Regions from separate parts of the Homo sapiens genome. Here all the other regions are linked to region 4. Evidence: chromatin loops called from intact Hi-C (ENCODE). Cell type or tissue: endothelial cell of umbilical vein. All regions are shown on one strand.

Region 1 (4,000 bases), 110 kb after region 4:
TTTTATAGTAAGTGTTTGAAATCTGGTGTGCATTTTACACTTACAGCAAGTTTCAATTCATAGCAGCCGCACTTCAAATGCTTCACAGGTACATGTGGCTAGTAGCTTTCAAATTAGATTGTACAGATTTAGGAGAGTTTATAAAATGATAGTAAATTAAATCACTACCACCACTTTGGGTTTTATTGCACCATTTTGTTCCCAGAATTTCATTAAGTAATTAAGACATACAGAGCAAAATTTAAATGGCCTCAAAAGCTGTGTCTTCCTCTATATTATAATTACAATGCTAATATATTTGAAGAACTCACCTTAACTTCTCTCTTTGAAGCAGGGAAAGATTGTGAAGTCTTATGTGTACAAATTTATAATAGAAACAAGACCATTGATATTATCAATTCTGAAAAACTGGTTTCTGTAAAATCAAGTTTTAGTTTTACCCAGGTGACATGAAATGAGAATATAAGATTTGAAATAATCATTACATTAATTACTTACTAAGTTAATTATATATTTAAATTGTATTTACTACCAAAAAAACACTTGGAAAGGCTGGAAGGAGTTAGAAGGGAGTCAGCAGTGTAAAACATGACGGAATTTTGTGGGTGTGTATAAAATTATTTTCAGTTGAGGTTCATTTTCAAAGCCTCCCCCTACTGCAGACAAAGGATATTTGGTTTTACTGAATGTTTTCATTAAGATTTTGATACACTGTTTACAGTCTGACATCCCAAGTGTCTCAGGCAGCTAGGTAGATCTGTTTGGATGCAAGAACTCCCTGTCATCTATGTGTGTCATCTGTGTGGGTGTTAACAAACCTTGCTACTTCTGGAGAAAGTAATGCTCTCAAAACACATTGTTTCATTATTAAGTCACTTGTTTTCTAAAGCATAGGACCATCTCAAAGTTTCGAATCATACTACTTTACAAAACTGCTTATTTATATGGCTTAGAAACATTGATAGTTGATCAACTAGATTTTGTGGCAAATCTTTAGAAATGCTCATTCGTCACATCTTTTGAAACCCATCCTTTTATTGGTAGTGGTTTTCCCTGGTAATTCCCAATCATGTCATATTTAGTGAAAACAATATCAGCAATCACAGAGGTCCATAGCCCTTTCCTCCAGGGAGTCTCCGAATGGTTTCCAGATTGGTGGGGGTGGGGGTCAGTGTTCAAAACCTCCTTGTGAAGAAAGAGGGGGAGGGAATTCATTTCCAATCAAGGTAAGGGGAAGTCAGCTCACAGGATCAAATCATTATCCCCAATCATTCAGTCCATCTGTGCTGTGACATTTCCCTTCTGACTGCATTTCCAACAAGCTGAAACACACCTATTTGGCAAGGACTCCTCTCATGCTGGCTGGGGAGCCATCATATTGCCATCACAGCTGGCTATGACAGGCTGCAGGAGTTTAGAAATTGTTCTTGACATGTTGGGAAGCATTTTTATGTCCTGTCATCACAAATGCATCATTTCCTTGTAAATAGTACTGCCTGCTCTCCAGTTCTTGCCATCTAGTTCCATGGCTTATTTTTCCCTATGACACTTACCACCACGTAACATGCTATATATTTGTGAATTTTCTGCTTCTATCCACCAGCATATAACGTCCACGAAAGCCATAGCTTTGTCTGTTTATTCACAGGTATGTTTCCAGCCCCAGGCACTTGATAGGAACTTAGTAACAATTCATTGAATGAAATTATGGATTTACGTACAAGAACAGTTAAGGAGAGTTAGAGAAACCTATGTGAAAGTCACAGTGCTGTAGTTTATTAGCTGTAAGATCTTGGGTAAGCTGCTCAACGTCTCTGGTTTTCAGGTTTCTCACGTATGAAATGGAGTAATAACATGTATCTTATTGAGGATTAGATGGTGGAAAACTCTCAACTAAGCACAGAACCTGGCTTATAGTAAGCATTCAAAAAAGGGTGGTTACTTGAAAAAATACAGTACTTTTTTAGTGACTCCTCACCTGGAAAGTTAAAACTCAGAATCCTCTCTTCAACTGTGAAGTTTAAACCTCAGGGTCGAGTCACATTCCTTCACCAGTCATGGGCAGTGACCTGGGCATAGCCCTGGTTTCCTGAGTCTCCAGGGCAGCAGGAAATTCCCAGCAAATCTAAACAGTCTTCAAGAATACCTTGTTCCACACACCGGGGCCACAGGCTTGCTTTATATCACAGCCCAGTGGGGACAACTTCGGAGAAGGAAGACGCACTCATGATACCCCACAGCATGGAGCTTTCAACAAACAGATGGAAAAATATTGGTTCAGCCCCTTCTAGCTGGAGATTGTTAGATTGGTTTTGCTGAATGGTGCTTTTCCCTTATTTGGACAGGTTGGGAAGTTGGGGACCTGGGGTTGCATTCCTGCACCCCACATTCCCAGCTCCTTTCCACCCTTGGTGTTGAAATAGGAGATTTGGAATGGCAACAGCTCACTCACCCTGCTCAGTCCCTGTGCTTCTGAAAGACAGATGTTCTTGGCTGGGCACAGTGGCTCATTCCTGTAGTCCCAGCACTTTGGGAGGCAGAGGTGGGTGGATCATGAGGTCAGGAGTTCGAGACCAGCCTGGCCAACCTAGTGAAACCCCATCTCTACTAAAAATACAAAAAACAGCTGGACATCTTGGTGGGCACCTGTAGTCCCAGCTGCTTGGGAGGCTGAGGCAGGAGAATCACTTGAGCCTGGGAGGCGGAGGTTGCAGTGAGCCGAGATCGCGCCATTGCACTCCAGCCTGGGTGACAGAGCAAGATTTCATCTCTAAATAAATAAATTAATAAAAAGATAGATGTTCTTGCTTCTCCTCCTCAGGCTTTCTGGAGGAAGCACACTTCTGAAAGCAAATAAGTACTAAATGTAGAATCTTACTAGTTCCTTAGAGCACACAAGGAATATTTTAGCAATACTTTTAAATAAATGGCATTTTACAAATGCAACACTAAACTGATAAGCATTCCTCACACCTCAAGAAGTGGGTATATGTTGCAGCGCTTCAAATGAGTCAGCGATATAATGTCACAAATTAGGCAAAGATATGAAAGCCTCTTTTAAATTGCGCTTTCATACATGTGAGATATTGTCGTCATTACTCATACTCAATGCTATATTTTTCAGATTAAGGAAAGGGAGGCAAAGGTATTTCAGAGGCAGGGTGGGCAAACAATGATTTCTATTCAAACACATGTGCACGCACAGTGTTTACAAGGCTCTCATGCACTAACTTCTCCCCTCTGGACAGAGAGTGGTCATGTGGGAGCCCTGACCCCACATAAACTGTGTCCATTCCTAGCTCTGGCCTTTGCTGACCCTCCACTCAGGAATGCTAGGAATGCCCTCCCTCTCCTTCCCTGTCCCCAGGCTCTCCATCTACCCAAATCCTGCTCAATCATTTGGACCCCCATCTTAGCACTTGGAGAATCCTTCCCTAAGCATTTCAGTGACCTACCTTCTCCTTACTCAAAACTTCTGTGACATGTTTGTGCTATCCTGTTTTTATAATTGGAAGTTTGTTTCTGTAACCAATTCCCTTCACCCCACTCCCCTCATTGCCTCCCCACCACAGACCCTAACAAGGTAGAGGGTATGTGTAATTCTTGCACAAAAAGGTTACAAATTCTTGTATCCCCTTTTTCTCTAATGGGAAGAAAGAATCTGAAATGCCCCTCTGGAAAGTGATGTACCCAGCAGACAGAAAAGCAGCCTTCAAAAGCTTCTGTAGGGCTTCGTGTTGCTATCTATGGTTCCATGGTCCTGACTGATCCTGAGTGTCCTAACCATGGGTTTTGGGTCCAGAGGACAGCCTGGAGTCCACTGGAGGGTGAGCAGAATTGTGGGGTGAGGAGGAATGTGGGGCAAGTGACACTGACACCTTTCAGTACATTAATGTGTAAAGCATGAATTCTGTAGAAGAGAATTACACTGTATTAGCATGGAATAGATTATGCTGTATTAAGAAAATGTGCCTATTTCTTGACACTGAAACAGATCACA
Region 2 (4,000 bases), 55 kb before region 4:
AGCTAAGTCAGGGAAGTTATTAACTCCATTTTCTATATGGCAAAACTGAGTCTTTGGAGGATAAGTAACTTTCTCCCTGGTATTCTGCAGAACCACAATTAGAACCTATGTCTTTGCATTCTTAGTGTATGTTAAAATCAGTCATAGAGGTAAAACAATAATGCTTAATACAATAACTATCCTCCCATATTTCTGTTGATTTTCATTAGCATATTTATGTTTCAATTCATTCATTCAACATAAATTGAGCTCTTTGTCATGTGCAAGTCATTAGAAACACGAAGATAAATATGGCACAATCATTGCTCTCAAAGAACAATAGAGTTGTGTCTTACCTGTTATAAACTATACCAAGTTTATGCTTTTAACTTTTCTAATTCTAGTGAGTATGACTACCTTTATGGGAACAATCAGAGAGATTATATGGATGCGGATCATGGAAAATCCAGAATATATGGCTGTTGTGACAACTTGAACCTTGTTTTTACCTTATTTTCTCTCTTCCCCTTGTTTTTGCTCTGCTAAAATTCCCAAACAACTAAAAGTCTGTGTGCAGTGAAAGAGCACTTCGGCCCAGCGGTGAAGCTTGCAGACCACCAGACAGTCATTATTGCTATGATGTGTTAGATTCTCGTCTTACCCTGAGGATGTCAAATTTGGAACTCAGCTCCTTGGAATAATTATTCCTAGTGGAAACCTCCACCTTAAACACCTTTCAAATTCCTTAACTTTATCTGACTTTGGAGAATTTCTTTTAAAGAAACAGAAAAATTGAGAGCCTTATGTATTTTGGAATATGCCCCAGTGTAGAAAATTGATGCCAAACATGTGCCCGGACCTGACTTGCAAAGGGCTGTGGTTTAATGAGACCCTTTGCTTTGCAGCCTGCTGGCCCAGCTTCTATTTGCTGAGAGTTGATGGTACAAAAGCTCTAGCTCTCAGATCGCCAGGGAAGCAGAGGAGGAAATTAGCAAGAAACTTCCAAAAAGAAGGCACAAAGAGCCTTTGCTTTAAAGACTTACTTTCTCGGCAATGTGAAAATTTTGGCAGCTGCGTTAGTGACAGATTGGTGGCAACATTCTACTGGCCTAGCTGAACATTTGCTCTCCTTACCACCCCATACCCTCCCAGACTGTGCAATCAAGAGCATGCGGTCTAAATTCCCTTCCTGTCCTAAGGTGCCAACACACAACCCACACTTTGGAGAGTAGAAGAGGGAAAACATAGGCTTTGTTCACTTCCCAGATTCTCTGTGTGAAGCAAGTTTAGGAATTTATGTGTGGTTGGAACGGGGAAATATGACTATTCTGGAAGCTGTATATCAGTGTGGCTCCACATTTCCAATTTGGCTTCCCTATCCCAGAATAGGGTTCTTAGAGAAAAGCATTTCCATCCTCACATCTCAGAAAGCCAAAATAGAAAAGTCTGAGTTAAACACAGTATACATTCATTAAAAGAATAAAATAAGTTAAAGCTCAGTTAAATACATGGAAAATGGGTATGTGGATGAACAGAGCTATTCATGGAATTCAGGTAAATTATGACATCTGCTTAATGTGAAAATCACAAATAAAATCAGATGACATTTAAAATGCAAAATCATACATTAAAGTGTAAATTCTGGGCCAAATTCTCACCCAATACAATTTGATGGAAATTGTCTTATAGAAAATGAGTTATTCAATTTTTTTCCCATTTCCTGATGGTGAAAATCTGGGGTAACCAGTGTTTTAACAGGAAATCTAAAGGAAATGAACAATATGACCTTGGCTAATTTTTAATTCTGATGATTTCATGACATGCATAGTAATTGCATTTTTGGTTTTGTTTGACTTTATTTCAAAGCTATTAAATATACGTTCGATGCAGGGGATATGTTCCAGATAAACCATTGTTTGAATGTTAAAATTCATTTAAATCAGATAACCAGGCAGGATTTTGTAGCTTTTTTGTGTGTGTAAGGGGGAGGATTCTGATTAAATGTGAAACAACTCAAAGAGGTTCAAGAGTCTGGCCTTCATGATTAATAGTCTGCAGTAGATATTAGAAATCCAGACAGACTGAAGGCAAAATGCCTTCTCTTGGTAGACAGACTGTATTCTAACCTCCAAGGACTCTGCATATTTAGCCACTCTCAATTCAACTGCCTTTGCCAGCCCAGGCTTCATTGGATTAGAAAGTAGTGGAAAAAAACCCTCCCAGGAGTGATCGTCTAGAATTCCTTTAGTGTTTAATCTGTCTGGCGCATGGATGGCCCTCTTGAACTGCAGGGAGCACATGGCAGAGAGAAACGTCTTGGGCTGGCTGGCTTGTGCTTGGAAAGTGAAAGCAAGCTGTTATTTTCGCCTTCCCAATTCACATTCCTGGCCTTTGACATCATGAGGTCATTGTTTGGTTGGCTGGAAGGGTGTCACACGTGGATAGGTGCCATGAGGTCACATGTGCATAGGTGCCATTTTTGTCTGGGACATTTACACAGGGTACTTATAACCTCTTTTGGTAGACTGAGCCCTGTTGCTCTCAAGAAAGGAAGTTTGTTCTTAGTCCTAACCCAAATTTTAATGTATGCTTCTGTAAGCCTACATCCTTGCAAACCTTAGTCAAGATAGAGACCATTTCTCTCACAATAATCCATGTAGATATCAGAGCATCTCTTAGTCTTCTTAGGTTCAAGTCTAGACTTGAGCTTATTAGCTATCTGAACACGGGCATATTCCTTAATTCCTCTATGTCTCAGTGTCCTCATCTTTAAAATAGGGACAGTGGTAGAGCCTCCTTCATGGAAGAAGGGAAACGGCAACCATCAGAGTTCCCCGGATGTGGAAGGCAGGTCTGGGGCAAGGAAGGAGGGTCAGCCTCTGCTGCCATTCTTGTAGATGGAGAAGGGGCTTTGCAACCGGCTACCTCCCCACTGGAAATGCAGATTGAGCCCAGGGGCTGGGCAGTGGCGAGAGGGGGCCCAACAAAAGCTGGACTCCCATCACCTCCTCGAGGTGACAGGAGCATGCCCAGGCTGCAGTCTGAGTGAGATGGCGCCCCCAGAGGAAGAATCAGGGCTCTGTGAGGAACCACATGCCCCAGCATCCCGCGCTCATAGGTCACTGCTTGGGGAACCACCAGGGATAGTGGAGTGGTGTCTATAAAGATTGAGCAAGAGAAGGGGTCCCCAAGAATTCAATCTCTAGCCCAGTTGTTCCTTGAGTAAGAAAGCAGGAGGCAGATATTTAGGAACGAATCAAACCTCAAGGAACACAGCATCCATGGGTTCTTTTTGCAAATAAAAAGTGTGTCTTGAAAACCAATCCAGCCAAATAAAAAATGAATCAAAATAAAGAACTCAGAAACTGAGAGGCTGTGGATTCGTTTAAAACAGAACTGAGACCAAACAATTTGGGGAGTAAGGCTGAAAAAAAGAATTTAAAGGTCACAAGTAAGTATTTTAATATAACTAATCATACTGGTAAGAGAAGAAAAGAGGTTGAAAAAAATATGTTAACTGACTTCCTCATCTTTCCTGTCAAGGAGTCAACAGTGAAAAGCACAGTTTAAAAATAACAATAACTTCAGCTCTTTTAAGTTTTTCTGTTTGTTTGTTTGTTTCTTTTTTAAGAGATGGGGGTCTTACTGTATTGCCCAGGCTGGTCTCAAACTCCTAGGCTCAAGTGATCCTCTAGCCTTGCCTTCCCAAAGTGCTGGGGTTACAGGCGTAAGCCACTGCTCCCAGCCAGCTCTATAGGTTTTGCACATTTTCTTAAATTATAGGGACCTTTTAAGAACTAATATCTCTAGCAGTGAAGAAATGTCCAAAGTTCATCAGATTCTTCAGTTTTCAGATTTTTTAATCTGTTAATTCAAGGAAAATTAAATCAAATACTTCAAGTTTAAAATTGCATGAGTATCCTCTCATTATTCTAAATGTCAATATGAAACTACGGGATAATGAATCCTGGGTTATTTCACAGAAGAACTTCTTTGTGTCTACCAGGCTTTATATCTGTTA
Region 3 (4,000 bases), 120 kb after region 4:
AATTCTTATAATTTTATGTTGTCTCAGCATCCATTTGGAATAAAAGTTGGACTTTTTCATACCCAAAATAGGGCTTCATCACCCTTGACATGGTTTCTAGTTCTCTGTCTTCTCAACTCCTCAAAGTGGTTATTCCAGATATTTGCCTTAAATGACCACCTCCTGGTGACCCCCTCCCCATGGGTCAGCTAGATACAACCTGCTTGACTCACCCCACTGACCCCCACACCCCACATGGACTGTGCAGTGACCACCTCTCAGTCACGGCACAACCCCACAGAGCTCATATCTGCTTGCTGTAAACCCACCACTTAGAACTCGTCATGGGAAACCTAACTGGGGAAGGCCCTGGACTCCAGTAAAGGCTTTGGCCCACAGGTGTCTCTGTGTCTTGCTCCCCATTTGCTGATCGTGCATGGATGTCCTGGATAGCTGCCTTCTTTCCATTGGCCCTGTGAGTCATGCTGCTCTGTGCTCTCTGGGATCTGTAAGGAATACACCGCTTCTGGTAGATTGTGTGTTGTTGAGTTGCTTCCTCTGTATCTCACTTGAGAAACACACCTGAACCTAACTTCTTTCCTGGTCAGAGCTCTCTAGAGCATGGCTATCTTGGCAGGAATAAACTGGACACGAGTTAGACAAGAGCACAAGGGCATCTTCCAGAATAAATGAGTTTCCTGTTTGAGGGACACCCGGTCACAGATGGGACACTTAGTCATGAGGCAATGAGCCAGGATAAAGAAGTACCCTGTGAAAGGCACGTTCTAAACATGCATGGTCAAATCCCCTGGAGCCCCATCAGCACAGGGCTGGAGTTCATAGCCACTCTAGAGATAGAGACCTCATGAGTAAATTAGAGAAAAATACAACATGTTGTGTGTATATGTGTGTGTGATAAAGAAATGAAGCTAGAGGTAAACAGTGTTTACCACATCATGAAGGTTCTGGTGAAACATACTATGGAGTTTGAACAATAGTCAGTTGGGGGCAGAAAGAAAACATTTATATTTTGAAAGGATATTATAGGCAGCATACAAATGAGTACAGGATTCAAATGCAATCAACCCTTAATTTTCCAAAATTCAAACTCTGTAACAGATAAAGATACTTATCCTGGCCATGAAGAAGAAAGTGTAAGCTGCTTGTTTGTCTTCTATATTATTATTTTAAAATTTTAAATGAAAAGTCCTCTTTATTATCCTAAAGAAGTATACTTAAAGCTCAGATACTATTAAATTTCCTCCCACTCCTCAACTTATAAGATTCACATATATAAGATTTTTCTGACTCCTATGAAAAGCATTGGTACACCTGAAATATTGCCCTAAGGCCTTACGTTAAGTATCATTTATTGCTACTATTATTTTTCATAAATATGGAGAAAATCTTCACTCCAAGAGAAAATTTAAATCCCCAGTCACCAGTCTCTTCTCTAGAAAGAATCAAACTTTCCTCAAGAAGCAAAGATGCTGAGTAGGAGATGCCATCATCATAAGACATTTGATGATACTGTGGTCTGCATGGCAAACGGCCTTTTACTCTGTGAAACCATTAATTTCCTGCACTGTGGTTCTCAAGTGTTTGCCTTCTTGGAACAATGATAGGAAGTTTCCTAACATAAGAAGGACTATGACGACAGCTACATGTTGCTCCTCCTAGATTTGGAAAATGTCCCATTGTCCTTCATGCATTAGATGGATCTAAAATAAGAAGTCTAGACAGTGGAAAATGTATGTAAGACTTGAGTTTGTTCCCTATTATTTAGTATTGTCAAATGGAAGTCACTCAGTAATCTCCCCTCTAATCAAAGCAGAATTGAGGAAGTATGCAAGAGTATAAAGTACATATGTAAAAGTAAGGTCATGAATCTTAGGCAGTTTTCCTAGTTCATTGTTAGCTACTTCAAGTTTTTTTAGAAGTAGGTAAGATAAAAATTATATGGAAGTGAAAAAAATTTTATTTATCAAGTTTGAAAGCAGCTTGTTTCTAATATTCAAGACCCTTCACTGCCCAATAGACTTTGATTATAGCCGGTAAATAGTTGGTTTAGTCGGTTTGATACTTTGCCAGTTGACGTGAGGCCACACCAGTCTATTTTATCTTTTACTATATCCCAACACAACAGGTGTTTTACACCCTTTTATTTGAAGAAACTTTGAGAAAGCTTACTATTCAGGCTTTGTTCTTCTTCTTACCCCCACTGGTAATATCCTACATTTCAAAACGAAGTAGTAGTGTTCAACTTTGTTCTTCTTTTCTACATTTTCTTTGGATACTCTAAGTCACTTGAATTTCTGAATGAGTTTTAGAATCAGCTTTCATTTTCTGAAAAAAAGAAAAGAGATAAAAAATGCATCTGGGATTTTGATTGAGATCATATTGATTCAACAGAGAGATTTGGGGAAAATTGATGTCTTAACAATACTAAATCCTCTGACCCAGGAACAAAGTCTCTTCATTTTTTCCCCTCTAATTTCTCAGCAAAGTTGCATCATTTTCAAGGCAGATATTTTGTCAGATTTATCCCTACTTATTTCGTTTTTTTTGCGCAATTGTAAATGATGTCATTTTTAAAGTTTTTTCCATTTCCAATTGTTCATTGCTAATTTATAGAAATACAATTAAATTTTGTATATTGATTTTATATTCTAAAATTTGCTACCCTAACTTACTGGTTCTAGTAGTTTTTTATAGATCACACTGACTTTTAAATATAGACAATTATATTGCCTGCAAAAGAAAAATTTTTCTTCCTTTTCAATCTTGATGCCTTTTATTTTTTCCCCTTGCCCTATTATACTGGCTAGATTCTTCAATACAATGTTGTATAGAAATGGTTGCAGCAAGCATCCTTGTCTTTTCCTTCATGTTTGGAGAAAGGATTCAGTCTTTCATCATTAAGTTTGATGTTAGTTCTAGGGGTCTTTTTTGTTGATGCCATTTATCAGGTTGAGGAGAGCCCTTTATATTCCTAGTTTGCTAAAATGTTTTAACAGGAATGGTGGTTGGATTTGTCAGAGGCTTTTTCTGCATCTACAAAGATGATCACGATGTTTCTTTTTTTGTTTGTTATGGTGAATTACATTAATTGTGTTTAAAATGTTAAACCACTCTTGCACTCCTGAGATAAACCTCACTAGGTCATGGTGTGTTATCGTTTTCATTTGTTGTTAGATTGACTTGTTAAATTTTTGTTTAGGATTTTTACATTTAAGTTCATGAAAAATATTGATACGTAGTTTTCTTATCTTACAATGCTTTGTAATGTCTTTATCAAGGTAATTCCAGCTTCATAGAATGAGCTAGGAAGTGTTATCTGCTCCTCACTCTCTGGAAATGTTTGTACAGAGTTGATATTATTTCTCTCTTGACTGTTTGGTGGAATTCACCAGTGAAGCCATCTGGGTCTGTAATTTCCTTTGTGGGTTTTAAACTACAAATTTAATTTCTTTCATAGATGGGGGTCTATGCAGATTTGTTTCTTCTTGAATGGGTTGTAGTAATTTGTGCCATTTAAGAAATTTGTTTAACCTAAGCTATCACGTTTATTGACGTAAAGTTACTCCTAATATTCCTTAGTATCCTTTTAATATCTCATATGGTTTGGCTGTGTCCCCAACCAAATCTCATCTTGAATTGTAGCACCCATAATTCCCGCGTGTTGTGGAAGGGACCCAGAGGGAGATAATTGAATCATGGGGGTGGTCTCCCCCATACTGTTCTTGCGGTGGTAAGTCTTCTAAGATGTAATGGTTTTATAAGGGGAAACCACTTTTGCTTGGCTCACTTTTTTTTTGGCCTGCTGCCATGTAAAATGTGCTTTTTGCCTTCTGCCAGGATTGTGAGACCTCCTCAGCCACGTGGAACTGTGAGTCTATTAAACCTCTTTTTCTTTATAAATTACCCAGTCTTGGCTGGGTGCAGTGGCTCGCGCCTGTAATCCCAACACTTTGGGAGGCCAAGGTGGGCAGATCACAAGGTCAAGAGATCAATACCAGCC
Region 4 (4,000 bases):
ATGCTGACTATTTACAAGGACTTTCAACTGCCTCCTTCACCCATCTGGTATTAATTTTTATTTCTTCGTTATTGAGTCTCTGATTCATCTCTACGCAGACCTTTGAGTTTCCTGAAGGCTTTGCTTCCCCAGACAGGGTGCCCCACCCAAGTAAGTTCACTTGCTGTTTGCTTTGAGGAAAGTCAGGATCTAGAGTTCCCCAGCTCAGAGAACAAGACTATGACTCACTTTATCATCAAAGTCAGGATGGAGAGGATTTCCTTCATCTCCCTTTACTCTCACTCCCACGTCTGATCGTCTCATGGGTAATGGGGTCTTGGCATTTCTAGCTTGTAGGATCTCCCAGCTCCCTTCATTCTGTCCTGTGTCTCCATCTCAGTTGCCTCTGTCTTAGCTCACAGTCTCTCTCCTGGACTGTTGCAATTGTCTTCATATTGTATCCTAAAGGCAATGGGGTAGGCTTGGAAATGCTTTCAGTGGGAATTAACTCGATCACATTTTCTTGCATAAGAATCACACTGAAAATAGTCACTAATTCATTGAAGGGGCAGTTGAAATGGAGGTGGAGAGAAATCCATTATAAAGCTATACTCCAGTTGAGAATTATAAGGAAGGTTCGGATTAAGCTGGAGACAGGGACAGTGAAGAGGAGAGGAAATGGATATTTAGCAAGGAGAACCGAAAGAGCATAGTAACTGATTTGAATTACAAGGTGGGAGACGGAGCCGTTGGTAATAAATGTCTCCTGGATAAAACCTCTGGAGACTGCATGGATGCTAGTATCATTCTGAGAAAGAAGAAATTAAGAATTAAGTCTACGGGGGAAATGGTGAATTTGAATGCGGCATGTTAAGTTCCAGTTTCATGTGGAGACTATCCAATGGGGAGAGAATCTGTAAGCAGTTATATATCCCAAGTCTGAGATTCAGAGAGAGAGAATGTTGAAGACAGAGATTTTATAGTCATGAGCCTAGAGCTGGCAGTTAAAGCAAGAGAGCTTATAACATCTGCCAGACAGAGCTTGTTAAATGAGATAGGGGGCCAGGCACGGTGACTCACACTTGTAATCCCAGCACTCTGAGAGGCCGAGGCGGGCAGATCACCTCAGGTCAGGAGTTTGAGACCAGCCTGGCCAACATGGTGAAACCCCGTCTCTACTAAAAATACAAAAATTAGCTGGGTATGGGGGTGCGGGCCTGTGATCCCAGCTACTCGGGAGGCTGAGGAAGGAGAATTGCTTGAAACTGGGAGGTGGAGGTAGCAGTGAGTACTCCAGCCTGGGCTATAGGGTGAGGCTCCGTCTCAAAAAAATAAATTAAAAAAAAAAAAGATAGATAGGAAGATGGTAGGATCCTGGGGACTATCACTCCTAGAGGGCCGCACAGAGAAGAGAGGCCTGAAGGAGAGATTCAGGATGGTGCGTTATTACACAAAGAACAGAGGAAAGAACTTGACAATTAGATTATGCAGATTCTTGAGATCAGTTTCAAGAAAATGATGGGGACAGGCGCCAACTGCCGCTGGGTTGACTTGTGAATGAGAGATGAGAAACTGCAGACAGTCTAGACTTCTCTTTCTAGAAACTTGGCTGTAAAGAAAAGATGATAAACGGGAAATGGGTGACAGCATGCGTGGCCAGTGCACCCGAGAACAGGAAGGCACACGTGATAGTTAATTCTATGCGTCCACCTGACTAGGCCACAGGATGTCCAGACATTTGGGCAAACATTATTCTGGGTGTTCTGAGGGTGTTTTGAAATGAGATTAACGTGTAAATCAGTAAATTGAGTAAAGCAGGTGGCCCTCCCGATGCAGGTGGGCCTTGTTCAATCAGTTGAAGGCCTGAATAGAACAAAAAGGTGGACCTTCCCCTGAGCAAGAGAGAAATCCTCCTGCTTGGTCGTCTTTGAACTAGAACATTGGCTTTTTCTCACCTTTGGACTTAAATGGAGATATCAGATCTTCCTGGGTCTCAAACCTGCTGGCCTTTGTGCTAGAGCTATGTGATCCGCTCTCCTGGGTTCCAGAGCCTCAGACGCAGACAGGAACCACACCATCAGCTCTCTTGGGTCCCCAGTTTGCCAACTCATTCTGCAGATCTTGGGACCTGCCTGCCTCCATGATCACATGAGCCAAGTTCTTACAAGAAATCACTTTCTAAATATATATGTGTATCTTATTGGTTCTGAGAACCCTGAGTAATGCAGCACAAAATGGAAAAGAAAAGAGAAAAATAGAAAAGAAGGAAGGAAGGAGGGGTGAGAGGAAGGTGTGGAGCGGGGGATGAGAAACACAGCCTCTGTGCTTTGCAAGTGTGGGGAGACGGCGGGTCACTGCATCATTGTCTGTGATCGCTGACGGCGTTGATGACTCACTCATGTTACATAATTAGAATTCACCTTCAGACTTTGCTGTCTTACCATTTCGTCTCATAGAAACAAGGCTTCCTAGCTTGGCTTGTTTTCTTGTTACTCAGGGGCTGTTGCTAGCATAAGGTCATACTTAGAAAGCTGAACCCTCAATAAGATTACTCAGAGACTTGGCAGCTTTTTCCCTGGCCATTTTGTCTTTAAGTTAAAAAAAAACAACAGAAAACAGCTCACTCTTCTAAAATGACATTACACATCACTTTGAAATATGTCCTGTAGGCCAGCCCTGAAATGTATGGTCTTTCTGGACATTCATTGGAGAGAAGCTCTGTTTTTAAAAATGTAAAAAAAAAAAATTGTTTTACTCTAAAAGAGCGTCTCTGATAACCCAGTTTTTAGGAAACTATTGGCTGAAAAGAAACAACAGGAGAGGTGAGAATTTGTCCAGTTTATACCTAATTCATTTCTGCCATTATCCCATTCTGGGATAACTTCAGAAACCACGAGGGCCATTTAACCAAGAGATTTATTGGGCCTTAGAGTTCATTATGTTTCTGCCTTGTTTTTATAATGCTTTTGTTATAATATTAAAGTGACAAAGATAAACAACTTTATTTGTGGTTGTGCAGATGCCATGTGGAATATCTGCTCGGCTTGAAAAGATTCCCCTGGCTCTTCTGCCCACTCAGAACAGCGGGACCCACATTTCAGCTTGGACAACATGACCAAGCTCTGCTGTTCACAGCTGCCTGGCCCAGGCTGGGTGCCTGGCCCCAAGTTCAGGGCCAACGCCCTTTTCTGGGAATGGGGAATCAAAGCAGAAAAGCATCCTGTGCACTCACACTCTCACACACCCACACACTCACATGCACACTCACATGCACACTAACATACACACAAGTCTCACACTCACACACACTCATGCACCCTCACATACAGTCACACATGCACACTCACACACTAACATGTACACACACACTGGTACACACTCACACTAACAAGCAAATAATCACACACTCATGCACACACACACTAACATGCACACTCACACTAACATGCGGACACACACTAACATGCGGACACACACACTAATATGCACTCACACTAACGCACACACTAACCATGCACACTCACACTCACACACACACACACTAACATGCACACTCACACATGCCACACACTAACATGCACACATACACAAACATGGACACTCACACAAACATGCACACACAAACATGCACACTCACACACTAACATGCACACACACACTAACATGCACACTAACATGCACACTCACGCACACTAACATGCACACTCACACACTGGTGCACACTTGCACTAACAAGCAAATACACTCACGCACTCATGCACACTCACACACTCATACACACTAACATGCACACATGCACACAAAGTCTGTCTCCAACTGTGAATTTGGTCACTATGAGCTTCCACCTTTACCTGTTGTGAGGATTGAATAGAAGAGAGGAAAAAAATATTTCAAGAAAGAAGATCCAAATAGAAGCAGCAATGGGTGACAGGCCCTGTATCCTTGGCTGTCCTGTGGTCTCCCAGCTCCTGGATGCTGTCCCTCCTGGGAGCACGGCTGCACTCCTGCCTACTGTACCATG
Region 5 (4,000 bases), 110 kb before region 4:
CCTGGACCTGAGGTGGGAGCCCTGGGCAGCAACTTTAATTCTTCCTGGCCAACAGGGTATGATTTAGCGCCCAAATTGCTAATGAGGTGTCCAAATATGCCTTCTTCTTTAAGGGCTTGGCAATATCATCCTTCAGCCGGGATGTAAAAATCATTAGCATTGGAGTCAGACAGACGTGGGCTCAAATATCAATCCTGCCTCTCACTGGAGGCAGCAAGTTAACTTCAGCAAGTGAATTTCCTTCTCAGACCTCAGTTCCCTCCTCTGAACAGCAAATGCTGTGAGGTGCACCTCACGAGGCTGTGGAGAGGATCAGGTGGTAGTACCTCTATGGGATCCCTAACATGGAGCCAAGGCTCAAGGCGCCTTGGGGTCACCCCCACTTTAGTTCTAACACTATCTTGCAAAATGAGACGGAAGCATGGGGTAATGACACCAGTGAAGGCTGCACATTCAATTGGTAGTGACTTTGAAAACAAAAACTATTCCAATAAATAACTGGTTTAAGTGTGCCATGCTTTAAGAAAACCAAGTATTACAAAAATTAATCAAATAAATCAGAGGCGATTGTGGCATTGCTAAAGGCTTCTTTGCTTCAAAAAACTGATATACTGTAGGATCCCTTTAAAGAGAGGACTCCTTGGCACTCTTCAAATGTTACTGGAGTTACATCCTACTTTTTTTTTTTTTTGAGACAGAGTTTTGCTCTTGTTGCCCAGGCTGGAGTGCAATGGCGTGATCTCAGCTCACTGCAACCTCTGCCTCCCAGGTACAAGCGATTCTCCTGTCTCAGCCTCCGAAGTAACTCGGATTAACAGGCATGCACCACCATGCCTGGCTAATTTTTTTGTATTTAGTGGAGACGGGGTTTCATGGTATCAGTCAGACTGGTTGCAAACTCCTGACCTCAGGTGATCTACCCACTTCGGCCTTCCAAAGTGCTGGAATTACAGGCATGCGCCACTGCGCCCGACCTACATCCGACTTTTGAGGAACACACATTGTCCTATGTGAGTGGCACTGACACACTTTAAACAGGAGCAGCACATCTCTCTAGAAGTTATCTTGACAACGTTTAAGGCACAGCTAGTTAGAATGAAGTGCTTTTGATTGCTGACAGTTTCTAGTTCTGCATTTTGCACAATGTAGTCAAGCAAGTCTTTTTTTAAAGATTTGTACAACCAGGCCGGGCGTGATGGCTCATGTCTGTAATCCCAGCACTTTGGGAGGCCGAGGTGGGCAGATCACCTGAGATCAGGAGTTTGAGACCAGCCTGACCAATATGATGAAACCCCGTCTCTACTAAAAATACAAAAATTAGCCGGGCAAGGTGGTGGGCACCTGTAATCCCAGCTACTTGGGAGGCGGAGACAGGAGAATCGCTTGAACCTGGGAGGCGGAGGTTGCAGTGAGCCAAGATTGCGCCATTGCATTCCAGCCTGGACAACAAGAGTGAAACTCCATCTCAAAAATAAAAAAAAAGATGTGTTCAACGAATATTGTTTATCATGAAATTAAATAAATAAATTTATTCTGTTTTCTCTCTCTCACAGTGTTCTCCTACTTAGCCAGACATCATATTAAAGCAGTCTCTTACCTCTTCACTCTGATAAGCACAGTCATTTAGCATGAAATCATTGAAAAAGGAGGGTTAACCTCTGTTTGCTTTGGTGTGGGTTTATAAGAAGTTACTAATGCACTCTTAGAAATATGCATTATCTATAAAATTTAGAACGAAGTGCAACTGAGTTTGAAGGCTTTGGCACTGGCCAAACAAAAAGGACCTTTGTTAATTTTTAAGGAGGGGTGTTAGAGTTTGCTCATTGCTTTGGCTCGGGTGACTTGTCTGAGAAAAGATAACTTCTCATTTTCAAAGTGAGCTCATAAAGTCCTGCCCTTCAAGAGCTGAATGACCTCCAGTTTTGTGTAATATTAAAATGTATCTTGAAACTTCAGGGGTGACATTTTAGATGGCAAGTACAGTTCTCTGCATAGCCCCAAAACCCATGTATCGAGGCAAACAATTCATATACATTAGGATTATCTTTATGTAGAAATGTACAATTCTGGAACATAGTTGTACTTTATTGATTTATAAATGAGGAAACCGAAGTACCCTCTGCCCTAGGAGTATTTTTTGGGTGTGTACGTATTTTGTGTGTGTATAGGCAAGGAACAGGAGAAAGTGAGGTGAAGTCAGAATTTAACTTTTCTGGAAGCTTTCATTTCCTCTAAACCTATTTTTTGCTTGTTGTTAGACAAGTCATGCTGCTAATATATAGCACTTAGTTGGCTAGTATCTGAGTGTCGCTCTGGGCAACCAGATTGCACAATGCCTCAAATTCCAATAAGGGAAGTCCTTGTTCCTTAGCCAACAGCTTATGGGTGTCTGTGTGTGTGTATGTGTATGTGTATGTACGTGTATGTGTGTAATTTGTGATGACTCAGTGTCTAGGAAGGTACAAACATTGTAGCTAATCTATTTCTGTTTCTTACATTACCTTTCAGGAATGGGCCTGGAAGACCTGGCTAAAACCTTTGAATCATTTCCTGCCAACATTTGGCCGTGACCCATTTTGGAAGGTAGAAAATGGTCCTTAAAGATGATGTCATAGGATCTTGGTAAATCTGAATATTACTTCAGTTTTCCAAGTGCCACCTCAAAGCAATACTTACCCCAGTCCAGACCATCACACACATTGCAATGGCAGACCATTCCATTTTTAAGAAGCCCTTGAGATCAATGGAATATACAACACATTCTGGGACCATAGGGAAGGGAGAAACTGCTGGGTTGCAGAGAGGAAGCTTCATGAGGGGGATGAACCTTGGAGTGGGTTTTAAAGAATGGATAGGAGTTCACAGGGAAAATAGAAGGGAAAGGCATTCTAGGTAAATCATAACATATGCAAAGGAAGTTCTGCCCCTCAGTAGAAAAAGTTAGGCCAGGCGCAGTGGCTCATGCCTATTATCCCAGCACTTTGGGAACCTGAAGCGGGCATATCACCTGAGGCCAGGAGTTCAAGACCAGCCTGGCCAACATGGCAAAACCCCGTCTCTACTAAAAGCACAAAAATTAGCCAGGCTTGGTAGCGCATGCCTATAGTCCCAGCTACTGGGCAGGCTGAGGAATGAGAATCGCTTGAACCCAGGAGCCAGAAGTTGCAGTGAGCCGAGATGGCACCACCGCACTTCAGCATGGGTGACAGAGCGAGACCCTGACTCAAAAAAAAAAAAAAAAAGCCTAGTTTTCCTCCTTAGGTGACCACAGAGGAGTTAACTAATCTTGTCTAAATTGGGCAAAATGCACAGAAGTTAAACTCTCAGATAAGCCCTTCTTTACATCACTCATGCTTTGCATCAAGGTGCTCATTGATTGTATATGAATAGTTACCCTTACAGGACACAGGCAGTGACATTCTGGAAGGTCCTTCAGCGAGGGAAATGACTGTATATAATCTGACACCTCTCATACCAGATGGTAATGAGCTGAACCATGGGATTCGAGCAGCAGCGTGTGAGGGTGGATGTGTGATAAGATCAGAACCACCTTTCAGTTAATTAAAGGTTAACTCTCATTTAACACTTTGATTCTTGCTTCCACCTGTTCATTGGTTCACTGGGCTGCTATCTGTGGGCTGATGCTCTACCAAGTGCTCAGCCTACAGCAGTCAGGAGGCAGCCATGGCCCCTGTGCTGATGGAGCTTGTAATTTAGCCCCAAACTGATCTTCAGAAAGAGGTACAACAAATAGTTCCAGCAGTTAGAATAAAAGCGACACATCCAAAGAAAAATCAGAGAAGCACATATAATTTCCCATGCAGATCAACTGTGAAATGGATGAACTCAGGTAGCAATTTCACTGATCTTTGAAGCAGAGAAATGAGACTATTTTAGATCTTTTTAGGCTTTTGGTTTTGAACATTTGTAGATTTCATTTACCCCAAACCATAATCCCATATTAAGTAGAATTTTTGCTGTTAAAAATTGAAAACTTTTT
Region 6 (4,000 bases), 67 kb before region 4:
AGTGCCTCCTCCCTGAAAGGTGCTCCTAGAACCTCCATTCTCATCCCATTAGCCAGATCTTGGTCACATGGTCACAGCTAGCTGCAAGGGATGCTGGGAGGTGTAGTCTCTATTCTAGGTGGTCATTTCATGACTAAGGAAGAGGAGAATGGGTATTAGAGGATGACTGCTAGTGTTGGCCACAAGTACCTACTAGGTAAATATGTACAGTAGATGCTCCATAACTGTTTGATAAATGTACATGTGCCAGGTTTTTTCTGCCTGTTTGGATAGACCTCTGCTCATGGTAGGTAGTCATGCTAGGGTACTGGGCAATAGAGTGCATTTCCCTCTTCCTGCCCAGAGGTTATGTTCTGTTGGCTCGCGTGGGCTTCCTTCTGGCTCCTGTGTCTGGATCTGCCCTCCTGGTACACACGTGGTGAGTGTGGAGATCATGGTCAAGGGGCCCAGAGATTCCTGCCACAGGCAGGTCCTTTCCAGCTTTCTCCAGCCCACAGCAGTGCCTGGACCATGGCTGTCTGGGTCCTGAAGTGGGCGGTGAGCTCCCCCACTGCCTGTCACTCCACAGGAACAGATGTGCAAATGGCTGGCTGTGGCCAAAGACACAGTCAGACATCCACCTCAGGAGCACAAGTTCCAGAAAGAGGGAGGGAGAGAGACGTTGAGACTAGAGGAGGAATGAGCCTCTGCTGGTCTTTCTCCCCACTGGCCCTTGTCCTTGGAGGTCAAAGTCAGTGTAAAGTCATAAAATTTTGTGAGATGCTGGCCCTGGGTGAGAGTTAGAGCCCCCATGACAAGCACAGTAGCCAAAACCTAAATCTAATTTGACATACCATGAAAATGAGGCAATTGTATGTTGGCCTTGCTGGAATCCCCATGTCACCCTCCATTAATTTCTTTGTCAAGGTAGTTTCCAAAATCTCTTTTCCTCAGCATCATAAATGCTAAGGGAAAACATCCTCAAGTGTTCTTAACACACAGCAGGGGAGAGAGGCTGCTAACTGCCCAGAATCATGTCCTGAATCTACCGAAGCAGTCTTGCTGCCCGTCCTACGACCAGAGAGTTCTCTGGTGTCCCTTTGCCGGCATACCATTCTCTGCTGACATTCACCCAGTGGGAATCGCTCCTCCCCAGGTCCCCAGGAGACACCTGTAAGCTGAGTCCAGACCTGGCTTTTGAGCTTGACAATGACTGTTCCTTTGGGATAAAGGAGCTGGAAATGTACTGTGGCTTAGGCGCAGAGCCCCACATCCCGTCTCTCATTCCTTTACACTTGGCCACTCCAGGATGTTTCAAAGTTCCCATTTGCAAATCAATTTAACAAGGTCCCAGGCTGAACCACTGATTAACAACATTAAAATGATTCTTTTTACTGACTTCGGGATAAAACTACACACCTGCAAATTCCTTACTACCTTTAATTATGAACTTTGAGCCAATGTTCCATATTTTAATTTCTCTAGGTACTGGGCCTGGATTTTCCACCTTTGAAAATGTCTCCAGAATTTTTCTGCTGTAAGGAGACTTAAAGAGATGATGGGGTATAGGATAAGTGGCTGTTTAATTTGAGCTTTAAAGAAATATAACCTACAATGGAAAGAATACAAAAATGTTGTTGTATAAAAACTGGCTGGCTGTTAGTTCATTCTCTTGACCTTAATTCTCTCAACATGGAAAAGTCAATTCAAATGTAACCAATAGGGTCAACCCCATACTAACATTTCAGGAAAGATAGTGGTTCTAGGAATCAGTAAATGTGTTTTGCTGTCGGGGTGGTGGCTGTTTTGATTAAATCACCTTTGTCTCTTGTCCTCTACTAATGAGATACCTATGGTGGAGACATTTCAGAGAGCTTAATATTAAACAGATAGGGATACTGGAGTCCAGGCTGGTTAGGTGAGGAGCATAAATCCATACTGCAGAGGAAATTGACAACCTCCCCTGTGCAGAAGTTATGTCCTGAGGCATCTTCCTCGGTCACGGTCATGGTTTTCTCTCTCCTCTCTAAGGTGAGCGGGACTCACATCAGGATCTCAGTTTTGGTTGTGAGAAAGCTGAGGCCCACTCATTACCTGTAGGAGTGATTTGCCAAGGCGGCAGGGCAGGTCAGACCCGATTCCAGCTTTCCACGTTCCAGTCCAGTTCCTCCCCCTCACTAGGCTCTTTTCTAGTGACCCACGAAAGCTTCTGGCCTCAGACACAGTGTTCAACCACTTCAGGGATTTAGAATCAGAGCTACAAGAGGAAAACAAAGCAAAACAAGGAGCTGGCAAGGTTTAGCTGGAGAATATTGTCCTTTTTCTGGTGTTTCTAAAAACAAATGACCCTTTGTGCTCTAGCTGCCCTCAGAGCCTTTGACTAATTTCTCTGTGGCTCAGTGCCAGGGATGGCTGAATGCTGGGGATTCTGTGCTGCTTCATGCTTTGGCATGACTCTATGTATGTGTGTGTGGGGGGGGATGGTGAGTGATGGGCAAAATTCTCCCCTCACCTTCTGCTTGCACTTCCCATCAATGCAAAAGCATATCTGGGTGCTTTCGCTCCACCTCAGGGTTGAAGGCTGTGTCGATTCCTGTCACACACAGATTATATTTTGCTGTCCCATGTGAATCAGAGCTTGTGTTAATATCTTCTAGCTGGGCGCTGTAGTGCTCTCTCAGCCAGATCTTCATTTCATGTCTGTCCTGGGGCTCTTAGCTATGCCAGCAGAGCCCTCTGGAGAGCTGACTGGTATTCTCATTTTCTACCAGCCTGAGCATGTCATGAACTTTCTGGCTCACTGGGAGCTGAGAATACAGATGAACATAAAAATTGAGAAGAGTTATTGGAGGGTCTAAGAGGATGCCAGTCAAGCAAAAGAATAGTAGTTTCCTATTGCAATATCGGAACCAGCTCTCACGTCCCGATTTCACAGTAACTCATGTATTATCTCTGCTTATTTTGAATGCTTCAGCAAGATCTATGTTAATAGAATTCTCTATGGCTCTCCATCCTTTAAACAAATTAACACAGCCCACAGCTACCTCCCATGCCTCCTGGAAGCACCCCCTTCCATGGTCAAAGAAACCCTGTAGAGAGCAGAAAGGAGCTGGTAGGAAATAGACATCTTAGGTCCATGTCACTTACACTATTTAGTTATATAGAGCCTTCTGCACAAGCAAAGCATTATTATCCTAATCAAAGTTGAAAATGACAAATAGAGGACAGAAATGAATTCCTAGCCTGCAGTTTCATTTTCCCAGAAAAAAAAAACAACTCTGTCTCTTAAATATAGGGTTTGTTTGTGAGTAAATTGGTTGTATGCCCCAGGGCCTAACTATTCTAAGAAAATACATACTTTACATATTCTAAAAATAAATAAATAAAAATTAGACACAGAAATGGAAGTGATAGGAATGTATTTTTTTTTTCTCCTAAACTTCAAACAAGAAATCATTCTTTTGGGAAAATTGGGCTTGTGCTAGATGTTTTTAATGCTTTCCTGGCAGTTGCCTAAGAACAAAACATTATCTTGTGGGAGAGGAGTAGGGGCACGAGAATGTTTAAATATGTCTTAATGATCTAGGGGTCTTACAAACATCTGAGTCATAAAAAAGTCAGGTCATAGTTTTTTAAGAACATCTAGACAAGGATCAGGGTACGGTCAAAAGAAAACGCTTGGATTTTAGTCCTAACAGGTTCCCATCTCTTTGGCACTTTCATGAATGTGCGCAGTCGTTGAACTTACAACCCATGTTGATAAAAAAGAGAAAGTATCACTTTGCAGGATTGCAAAGGAGGAAAAGATATAATGAAATCAGACAAGGCCTCCCCGCTTGTAGGAATCTGGCCTCCTCCATTGAGGTTGCGGGGAGTAAGTGTACTGTAGCAGTTAATATTTCTGAAGGTAAAATTTGATCGGGGATATGTCTCATTCTTCACTTTTATTTCCTCTTGCTTGAAAAGTCATACATCTCCAGGAAAATTGCTGGAGAATATTTGCCTTTTCTTTCCCTGCACA
Region 7 (4,000 bases), 100 kb before region 4:
CCTGATAACACGTGTCCCTACCTAGCATTCTCTTGGTTGCTTCTGTCTCCCCCACGGCAATGTAAGCATCACCAGGGCTTTGTTTATCTTTAATTAATCACTGTATCACAAGCATCAAAAATATATTAGATGCTCAACATTCATTGTTCAATTAGTGAATTTCTATTGACCTCAAATTGCTAAAGTATTTGGGATTACACAGGGTGTTGCAGAGCTCCCCACACTGTATTTTTAAATTAATTCCTTCCTAAATATCCAAGCTCCACTGTTTTCACCCACTGCCTCAGGCATTATTATAAGAATGACTTGAAGGACAGGAGGATGGCTTCATTCCAATTCCACTAGTATCTGTGCATTTTTAAATGAGTCAAACTAAGCTGATAACTCTATAGAACGAGTTGGTCAGCATGACATACTCCCAGCTTCCTCACTCTCGCTACTTTGGGTGGGTTCCTTGTCCAGCCAGGCCACTGAGGTCATGATTCAGCTTTTGGCCAAGGGAGGATCCTTGTTGCATCATCAGGCTTGTACGAGATTTGGTGTTTGTTCCACTCAATGAAGAAACAGAAAAGATAGGAAACGATCTGAGCACAGAGTGAAGGCTTAGAAGCTGATATATGAGAAAGATGGAGAGAAACAGTTTAATAACCCATGTAACCCAGGATGACACAGGAACTTAGGAGGGCTGGAAATCAACTGTACTCAGCACATGGTAGTTCAAAGAAGTTTTGCTGAATGATGGATGAATGGCAAAATCATGCAAACATGATGCCTGAGCTAAGGTATTGGTTATATCTACTTCTTGGCAGCTTCAAGTTATTAATTTGGGAACATTTCCAAATGCTCCAAGTGTAATGGGAAAAAAAAATAAGTAGGAACAAAAATTTAGTTAGTCATTTACTCACCTTTTTACCCACGTGGGGCCCACTGGTTCCCCCAATGCTTCTCTGCACTGATGGTGGCACCTGATATACCTCTTGTTCTTGGGTGCCGTGGCCAGTGGGGACTTGGTAAATTCCCTGATTTTGGTAGGAAGGTGGCACTTGGTAGATGGTGTCTCGGGGAGCAGCCTGTGGGTTTGGCACTTGATAGAGCTTCTGTTGGCCAAAGGTCTGCTGCATCAGTCCAGAGGCAGGCTGCTCGTGACTGGAGGCAGTCTCCTGCATGGGACCAATCAGAAGCTTCACCCGGTTGCCTGGGACAATGCCTTGCCGACCGTGTAATGAGCACAGCCACCATCCTTCCAGTCCCCCTGTGTTCTGCTCTATGACGGTCAGGATGTCTCCCTTGCGAAAGGCCAGTTCCTCGGCACACTCTGGGACATTGTCATATAAGGCCCTTGCCATAAGATTCTAGGAGGGAAGGAAGAGAAGGAAACCGTGTTAGAATATTGGGTCGGTCCCTTTATCACCTAAGGCCCGTGCTCTTATGGAAAGGCACACTTCCTGGAAAGAGAGAAGCATAAATCTGAACAATAGACTGTAAGGAGAAAAACAGATGGTGCAGACAAAAGACAGATACATATACACTGCATCTGCCACCAGTGACATCAGACTGCCTCCTTGGAAAAGCTCAAAACACCAGAAGAGTTCTTTCCTCTAGCAGGATATGCCGTGCCAAGGAATTATGAGTAGCAGTGTTACAGAGTTAGAGCATGGTTCACTATACAAAACATTTTTCTTCCTTTTTCAAAGTGAGCTTAAGGAAAAAAAAATCCCGAGATATTCAGATGTTCGACAATGAACATTTCTCAATATTGTTCTATATTGGAGGTGAAAAGAGTAAAAGAAAAATCCCAAATAACACACAGTACAAATAGCATTTATATTTGGAGTTGAAAAGCCAATAGAAGTACACATATATATGCCTTGGCAGGGCTTAGAAATTCTTGTTCTCAGATGACAGGAGCCTTGGATCCAGAGAGAATCCACAAGCAAGGCATGTAGACATGCCATCAAGCGTGGAGCATAGGCCAGCAGCCATATACATCTCCAGCTTTGACAACAAATTTATTAACACATAGGTGGATGCCAACTCTTCTCTCTCGGTCTTTTATGCATACCTTTCCTGAGGGCCCCTCCTCGCCCTCCCCTTTCGTCACCTACTTCTTGAATCTCACCATTCACATCAGAAAAGCTGTGCCTTCCCCTTTCATGGGCCCAACACACTCTCCGTCTTTGTATGAAGGCCTGTCTGGCACATTCAGTACTAAGCAGACAGCCAAAGTAGGCATTCAGCAGAGAGTGGGCAGGCAGTACGTGCTGACATTCTTGGAGGCCTTTCAAAGGCTCGGAAGATTTCATTTCTTGGCATTAGTAAAGTTTCCCAGCACGCGGGCAGCCATTCCCGCATGTCTGCCCCCTTCCCAGAGCACAGCGAAGTCGGGGACGTTGTTGATTCAGCACAAGCCCTCGGAACACTAAAAGTGAACTCTAATGCTTTGTTAAGATGTTTGGATGCACTTAATGTCATTGAGGTGGGGCTCATTTATGGAAGAAAGGATTACGGATTGGATGGGGCAGGTTCATGACTTTATTTTATACCATGACATATTCGTGGGATTTTCGGCTGTCATTGTCTGAGCTTTTGCTGTCTATTTTCTTCTCTAGCAACGTGGACTTGATCATTCAGCCTCGTGCTTTTCATTTCTTTGCAGCTGACTTGCACTACTCGCGTCCCCTTGTGCTAGCCCCATTGCCACGGGTCCTGTGTGTTTTCCGCTCTGGAGGGCTGTGCAATGGAAGGGATCTGCCCTCTATTCAGTAGTTGGGACGGGTCCAGTTCTGCTGCTGTGAGCCAGGTTCCTCTTAGCCAGGGCAATTAAAAGAGATAAAGCCATAGAGGACAGTCCTCAGGAAGCTTTGTGATACTCTTCAAGAATAAGGTTGAAGTCCTTTTTCTTGACAGTTATGAGATCCAGGAAGTGTGAGACACAGAGAGGTGAGCGGCCAGGGAAGCTAAAGGGAAACTGAGGAGTGCATATTTCAGGGGAAGGTTTCACTGGGTAGTTAATATTCCAGGAGGCGCTGGGTTTCATCTAACAATGAAAAGTTCACATACATAAAGAAAAAATCAGGCAGCAGTTTCCCCTGTTCATGGAACCATTTAAGGATGGTGTCATAATCCTAAAATTGTCTCTGTTTCTCTTCTCCCATCTTTTGGGTATTCTGTATTTTACAAGAGAAGTCATAGAGTTACAGAGGACAAGATTCTGGTCCTTTTACTAAAATGACCTCCAGGAAATGACTCCACCAGAGCTGTACTGAGATTATTAAGTGAGGAGATAGCTGACCACTCTGGCCTCTGTCTGTCCCTTTCTTCTGGGCCCATTCAGCAATCGGGAAGCCCCCACATGAAATCAGAAGCAACAGAGTCGGGCTAGTTGTATGGGAGCTGAGGGTTGGTAGCTGTGCAATTATACTGGCTACAAAGAAGGGAAAGAAGAGAAACAGAAAACAGTAGAAAGGCAAAGGGCTACAGATCTAATCAGCATAAATCAGCTCAAGGCATTCGGAATTGGGCCACTTCCAACTCCAAGAGCACCATGAGGCACTGAAGTGGAGCACCGGAGCATGCTTGATCAGAGGCAGATAGAAATCCCCGTGCGAGAGTCGTCCTGGGCGTTCTTTGTCTCCTGCCCCAGTAACCTTCTTACCACCTGGTGAGCAGCTGGCTAATGTTTCTACACTGGCCTGTGAGCTGCTTCTTGGGGGAAACTCTCAGAGCCCCACAGTCTGGGCTAATGTGGGCACCGCAGGTGAGTCCTCCTGACTGGTTGTCAGGACTTCCCAGCAGTCCTCCTCAGTGCCCATAGAGATTAGGTTTCAGGCACAGCTTGTCAGTGCTGTTAGTAGCCAGGACCCCGGCACCAGCCTATTCACACACCGATACATATTCTCAGCCTTGGCCGAACAGGAGTATGAGTTATTTAATATCTGCGCAAGCTACAGAGAGCCAATGTCTACATCCAGCCACTCTCCTAAACCGAAGCTTACGGCTC

The links. Hi-C counts contacts between places; a loop is a spot of excess contacts. Peaks named below come from ENCODE experiments on the same cell type or tissue, not always from the same donor. Only the 100,000 strongest peaks of a DNase experiment are listed, where the experiment ranks them.
Region 1: a loop joins it to region 4, with 5 times the contacts of the local background. A loop is called at or near these places in 10 of 110 quality-filtered maps.
Region 2: it touches region 4 in a loop (5-fold over the local background); 18 of 110 quality-filtered maps call a loop at or near these places.
Region 3: a loop joins it to region 4, with 8 times the contacts of the local background. A loop is called at or near these places in 5 of 110 quality-filtered maps.
Region 5: a loop joins it to region 4, with 8 times the contacts of the local background. A loop is called at or near these places in 6 of 110 quality-filtered maps.
Region 6: a loop joins it to region 4, with 3 times the contacts of the local background. A loop is called at or near these places in 11 of 110 quality-filtered maps.
Region 7: it touches region 4 in a loop (5-fold over the local background); 6 of 110 quality-filtered maps call a loop at or near these places.

What each region holds. Positions count from the first base shown.
Region 1 is chr6:11,422,467-11,426,466 of GRCh38, forward strand. The region is part of intron 1 of LOC105374928 (a long non-coding RNA gene); the gene reads left to right. The region is part of intron 1 of LOC105374929 (a long non-coding RNA gene); the gene reads left to right. Among named protein-coding and RNA genes, the nearest start is that of TMEM170B, 110 kb to the right of the region's middle. In endothelial cell of umbilical vein, no CTCF peak of the experiment used is centred here; no DNase peak of the experiment used is centred here; H3K27ac peaks cover 2,347 bases.
Region 2 is chr6:11,261,273-11,265,272 of GRCh38, forward strand. It overlaps a transcript of NEDD9 not described here. Among named protein-coding and RNA genes, the nearest start is that of NEDD9, 31 kb to the left of the region's middle. In endothelial cell of umbilical vein, no CTCF peak of the experiment used is centred here; DNase peaks (open chromatin) are centred at 1,729 and 2,279; H3K27ac peaks cover 1,170 bases.
Region 3 is chr6:11,437,555-11,441,554 of GRCh38, forward strand. The region is part of intron 1 of LOC105374928 (a long non-coding RNA gene); the gene reads left to right. Among named protein-coding and RNA genes, the nearest start is that of TMEM170B, 98 kb to the right of the region's middle. In endothelial cell of umbilical vein, no CTCF peak of the experiment used is centred here; DNase peaks (open chromatin) are centred at 637 and 1,667; H3K27ac peaks cover 2,115 bases.
Region 4 is chr6:11,316,112-11,320,111 of GRCh38, forward strand. All of the region lies in intron 4 of LOC105374925 (a long non-coding RNA gene), which reads left to right. It also overlaps a transcript of NEDD9 not described here. Among named protein-coding and RNA genes, the nearest start is that of NEDD9, 85 kb to the left of the region's middle. RefSeq lists an enhancer at 2,132-2,351. In endothelial cell of umbilical vein, no CTCF peak of the experiment used is centred here; DNase peaks (open chromatin) are centred at 190 and 2,390; H3K27ac peaks cover 3,380 bases.
Region 5 is chr6:11,204,953-11,208,952 of GRCh38, forward strand. The region is part of intron 2 of NEDD9 (neural precursor cell expressed, developmentally down-regulated 9); the gene reads right to left. Among named protein-coding and RNA genes, the nearest start is that of NEDD9, 26 kb to the right of the region's middle. In endothelial cell of umbilical vein, no CTCF peak of the experiment used is centred here; a DNase peak (open chromatin) is centred at 2,449; H3K27ac peaks cover 3,620 bases.
Region 6 is chr6:11,249,491-11,253,490 of GRCh38, forward strand. It overlaps a transcript of NEDD9 not described here. Among named protein-coding and RNA genes, the nearest start is that of NEDD9, 19 kb to the left of the region's middle. In endothelial cell of umbilical vein, no CTCF peak of the experiment used is centred here; a DNase peak (open chromatin) is centred at 2,351; H3K27ac peaks cover 486 bases.
Region 7 is chr6:11,212,376-11,216,375 of GRCh38, forward strand. It overlaps NEDD9 (neural precursor cell expressed, developmentally down-regulated 9), which reads right to left. Exons shown (of 7, transcript NM_006403.4): 2 at 906-1,352. Among named protein-coding and RNA genes, the nearest start is that of NEDD9, 18 kb to the right of the region's middle. In endothelial cell of umbilical vein, no CTCF peak of the experiment used is centred here; DNase peaks (open chromatin) are centred at 496, 1,506 and 3,456; H3K27ac peaks cover 4,000 bases.